Linked DNA regions of Mus musculus: region 2 is linked to region 1. The links are chromatin loops, found by intact Hi-C in ENCODE. Cell type or tissue: left cerebral cortex. All regions are shown on one strand.

Region 1 (2,500 bases):
AGGATTAGTGGGTGTGGCCTCCTTGAAAGCAGTGTGACACGGAGGGTGAGGTTTGAGAAGCTAAAACAAGTCTCTCTCTCTCTCTCTCTCTCTCTCTCACTCACTCTGGCTCTTAGCTCTCTGCCTGCTACCTGCAGATAGATAAGGATGTAAGCTCCTAGCTCCAGCAGTCAGCAGTCTGCCTGCCTTCCTGCCAAGCTTCCCGCCTTCGTGGTCACAGAGTGACCCTCTGAAATTGTAAGCAAGCCCCCAGCAAGATGCTTTGTATTTTACAAGAGTTAGCATGGTCATCATGGCGCCTCTTGATGGCAACTGGACACTGACTAAGACGCCCCAGCAAAGGATTGGAGGTGGGGGATCCCGGAGGCTCGCCGGCCAGTCAGTATAAACGGAATGAGCTTCGGGCTCAGGGAGAGGCCACTGTCTCAACAAAATTAAAGTGTGACATGGGCAAGACTGGCTCAGCGAGTCAAGGTCTTGCTGCCATGCCTGAGCAGTGAAGGAGAAACTGACTTCTGAAAGTTGTCCTCTGACTTTCACACTGGAACATCTGTGTGACCCTCACAAGTAAAGGCACCGCAGATTTTAAAAATAAAAACAAAGGTGGTGGTGACTGAACGTTGTACAACTTTTCTTGTATTCCGGGGGTTGCGGTTCCGAGAGTTGTAACTTCCAGGCCAGCCTGGGCTACATAGCAAATCCTTCTTAAAACAAAACAGAAAAAAACAAAAACAAAACCCAACAAAACCTACTGTGAGCTGAGTTCAAAGGCTCACTCTGTGTTAAGACTAGACTCTATATAGAATCACTCTTCCAAAGGCAGAAGTCCACAAGAAAAGTAAGTGTGTGGGGTGGGGGTGGGAGGAAACGAACCAAAAAGCAAGAAATGAATCCCGACGAATACATTTCTGGAAAGCGGCAGATGGGGAAGGAGTTGGTGGGGGGAGGGGCCTCTTCTTCCTTCTCTGGGTAAATGACAATGTTTCTGCAACTCACAGATGGTGCCTCCCGGGGAGACATGTCAGGAGCCGCGAGAGGGGTGAATTTCCAGGGAAGGCCAGAGCTTTGTCATCTTCTGACTGGGGTTTGGAGAGCTGTTAAAGCTCTCTTCCCGGAGCAGAGGCAAATGAGGAGAGGGAGGGGAGGACGTGCGGAAGCGAAGGAGGAAGATCCAGTAGTATAGAAGACAGAAGAGGGTAAAGAGAGCAAGATAGGAGAGAGGAAGAGGAGGAGGAAGAGGAACGGAGGGTGGGAAAGGAAGAGAAAGGGACGTGGAGAGTCCCTTGTGAAATAATCCTCGTGCAACAGTCAAGCTATTCGGGGAATTTCCGGCCTGCCAGAGCAGTGCTATTGAACCCAGATGTCACCATCAAGTTCTAGGTCGAACACGTGGGTGTGCCACTCCCCCCCCAATACCCTCCACTATGCCCCCCCCCCCCCAGCTCTTGACAGAACTTTAAAAGACGTAGTTGGTCTGAAAAGTATTGGTTTAAAAAGATGCCCGCTCCATTCCCTCCCAAGGTTGGAGAGATGCCAAGGAGAGGACTGAGCTGGATTCTCAGGACGCCTGGTTTGTTTTTTATTTTTGTTTTATATAAGGCTAGGCTTGCCGGGCATGGTGGTGCATGCCTTTAATCCTAGCACTCCAGAGGCTGAGGCAGGCAGATTTCTGAGTTCGAGGCCAGCAGCCTGGTCTACAAAGTGAGTTCCAGAACAGCCAGGGCTACACAGAGAAAAAAAAAAAAAAAAGGCTAGGCTTGAGAGAAGTGATCCCCCGGTGCTGAGGAGGGCAGAAACAGTGGATCTTGGGGGCTTGAGGTGAGTGTCACTGGCCAAGCAGCCTAGGCTATTTCACAACCTAAATTCCAAGCCAGTGGAAAACCTTATCTAAGCACGCCTTTAATCCAGGAGGCAGAGGCAGGTGGATCTCTGAGTTTGAGGCCAGCCTGGTCTACAGAGTGAGTTCCAGGACAGCCAGGGCTACACAGAGAAACCCTGTCTCGAAAAAAGAAAGAAAGAAAGAAAGAAAGAAAGAAAGAAAGAAAGAAAGAAAGAAAGAAAGAAAGAAAGGAAGGAAGGAAGGAAGGAAGGAAGGAAGGAAGAAAGAAAGAAAGAAAGAGAGAGAGAGAGAAAGAAAGGGGGGAACATCCAATAATAAAAATAAAGGTGAACAGAGGCTAAAAAAAAGAGCCAAGGTTATCTTCTGCCTTTCACATGAATGTGGGCACACACACCCGTGCGCACACCGGAACTTCCTAGACATACACAGGTGCCTTATCTCACAATGATGTCCAAGCCTAGGAATGACATGCCATTTACACTCACCAAAGGGTACACCTTGGAGTCCTCCTCCTTCTGGAATAAGGTGTCCTCTGTGGAGACAGACACCAGTGACTCCTCCGCACTCAGTCCTTTGGACTGGAATAATTTTCGTCTTTCTTCCAGGGAGAGTCTTGCTTCATCTTTTCCTTGGGCTAAAATGTCTTCAGGCTTCTGGCTG
Region 2 (2,500 bases), 87 kb before region 1:
TCCTAGCGCTCGCCCCCATCTTCCTTCCTCGCCCGGAGCCCTCGCTCCAGGCTGCCCAAAGCGCTAAATTTAAACGGCTCGCGCTCTGCAAACTCCGCAGACTCGAGGGCGCCGAGGCCTGGGAGGCGGGGAGCTGCGGGCGGGTCGGGGCGTAGGATGTGTGTGTGTATGTGTGTGTGTGTGTGTTGGGGGGGGGGGACACCGGCGCCGCGCCGCCCCGGGAGGAGACGGCGGCCCGCTCCGCGCTGCACAATGGAGCTCGCGCTCTGCCCGCCGCCGCCGGCATCACGGCCCCGGCGCGCGGGAAGCCGCTTTCATGTGACTTGCACAAAAAAACGAAATGGCTTCTGGGGCCGGCTGCGAACCCCCCTCTCCCGAGAGCCGAGCTCCGAGCTCCGGGCTCCTGCCGCCGCCGCCGCCGCTCTCGCCGCCGCCGCGCCAGGTGGGTGACCGGCGCCAAGCACACCTGGGCAGCGGACGCAGCCCCCGCGGGGCGCAGGTGACCCCGGCCGCGCGCCCTCGCCAACTCCGGGCCCGGGGCCGCTGCGCCCCGCCGCTCTACGCGCTGGGTCCGGGCTTGCTGGCGGCCGCGACGCGGTGCAGCGAGCCGGGGCGAGCGAGAGAGCGAGCAGGCGCCTCGGCTTACCATTTGCGCACTTTCTCGATAGCCGCCATGACCCTCTTGATATCATCTTTGGCCCGGCTCCTGGTCTCGGCTCGAACCGACCTGCCCGACATGGTTCTGGCGGGGAGGGAGAGAGAGAGGAAAGAGAGAGAGAGAGGGAGGCTGGGGGAGCGCGCCCGCCGGGTCCTGCTCGCCACACTCGCCCGCTCTCTCACTCGCGCACAGACACACACTCACACACATACGCGCACACACAAAGCCTGGTGCCGCCGCGCGCCCGGGGCCCAGTGCGCAAGCGCCGGGGCGGCAGCTGCACAGAGCGAGGGGGAGCGGCGCGGCCGCCAGCAGTGCGGCCTCCGGGTGCCGCCGCCCTCCCCGGGGAGCCTCGGGGACCTCACTCTGGGAAAGCTCTCCCGGGTAACCCCGACCTCCCAGCACGCGGGACGGGCCCGCGCCAGGACTCACCCAGAGGCCGCAGGTGCGATGGGGGGCCCCTCCCCCCCCCAAGACACACACCCTGGGGATGGCAGACTGCAGGCCGTGGGTGCTCTGGCTCGGGTTGGTGGCCGCGGGCGCGATCGTGCAAGTTTCTTGTCGGGCGTTTGAGTTCTCAAGAGTTGGAGGCGGCGGTTCGGGACGCGAGGTGATCTTAGAAAGAGTTGAGGCGCCGGTCTCTGGCCAGCTGCCCTGTTAAAATGTGCGAGCTAGAACGTCTCCTCCCCATGCTTAAACTAGAGTCGTAGGAAAGGTGCCCGAACCCGGTGGCAATTGACATTGTCTCTGGGCTTTCTTTCCCTTAGAGATAAGTTGTCCCAGTCACGGATCAACCTCCCTGGGGTTTGACCGAAAATGACAATTTAATCTTAAACGGCTCCTGGTGGAAGTGCAGTGTAATGACCCGGAGCAGCAGGTAAACTAGACTGGCCCAACACAGAAGGACTTATGAGAGGCTGTCTCCCTACCCTAGGACAGAGCTGGGTGACAGGATCTACCGCGGTCACCCAGTATAGGGACAGGTGGGTGTGCAGTTGCGGCTACACAGACTGGACCAGAGCGAATGCTTGTCCACGTGAATGCTGGGAAAAGAGATGACCTGAAGTGAGAGAGCTGCTACCTGGAGAGGAACTAGCGCAACATCAGTCATTTCACAGATGGACAAACTGAGTCAAGGAGTTATTGAAGGTTGCAGCAGTGACCTTCATCTGTGACTGCCATGATTCTAGTACCAAGCATCTCCCCCTGAAGTCTGGGGGGGTTGCAGGGGTTTGGTAGAGGGAGCTAGTGGGGAAATGGGTGTGAGAATCTGGGGAAATTTCCCCCAGGCTTCTTTTAACCACTTTAAACGCACGGTCCTAAAGCGAAAATTTAAAAATAAGAACAACAATCAGATGTGGTAGCCCACTCCTTTAATTCCAGGCAGAAGCAGGTAGAGATCTGTGGTTCAAGACCAACCTGGTTTATGTAGGTAGTTCCAGGACTACATAGTGAGGCCCTGTCTTAAAACAAAACAAAACAAAAAAACAACCCAAACCAAAACAAACAAAAGCAAAAAACCAACAACAACAACAAAACAATGGAGCCAGGCAGTGGTGGTACACACCTTTAATCCCAGCACTTGGGAAGCAGAAGCAGGCCGATTCTATGTATTCAAGACTCAAAGCCAGTCTGGTCTACATAGTAGTGAGTTCTAGGACAGCCAGGGCCACAAAAAGAAAACCCTGTCTCAAAACAAAATAACACACCCCACAAATATGTCAAAGAATCGTTCTGTGATGGATTGAAAAATGTGCCATAAATCCGAAGTCTCATGCATTTGACCCTCTGTATTTGATCATCAGATATGTGCTTGGACCCCAGGGAATTCATTTTTGTTTA

Evidence for each region. Peaks named below come from ENCODE experiments on the same cell type or tissue, not always from the same donor. Only the 100,000 strongest peaks of a DNase experiment are listed, where the experiment ranks them.
Region 2: it touches region 1 in a loop (5-fold over the local background); 5 of 42 quality-filtered maps call a loop at or near these places.

What each region holds. Positions count from the first base shown.
Region 1 is chr5:123,256,072-123,258,571 of GRCm38, reverse strand. It overlaps Wdr66 (WD repeat domain 66), which reads right to left. Exons shown (of 21, transcript NM_001370840.1): 2 at 2,326-2,500. Among named protein-coding and RNA genes, the nearest start is that of Wdr66, 3.5 kb to the right of the region's middle. In left cerebral cortex, no CTCF peak of the experiment used is centred here; a DNase peak (open chromatin) is centred at 966; H3K27ac peaks cover 783 bases.
Region 2 is chr5:123,342,868-123,345,367 of GRCm38, reverse strand. Bcl7a (B cell CLL/lymphoma 7A) reads right to left here and starts at 920. Exons shown (of 6, transcript NM_029850.3): 1 at 647-920. The coding sequence starts at 738. It overlaps Gm15860 (predicted gene 15860), which reads left to right and starts at 226. Exons shown (of 2, transcript NR_165267.1): 1 at 226-442. In left cerebral cortex, a CTCF peak has its summit at 1,508; DNase peaks (open chromatin) are centred at 120, 248, 882 and 1,148; H3K4me3 peaks cover 1,938 bases; H3K27ac peaks cover 1,647 bases.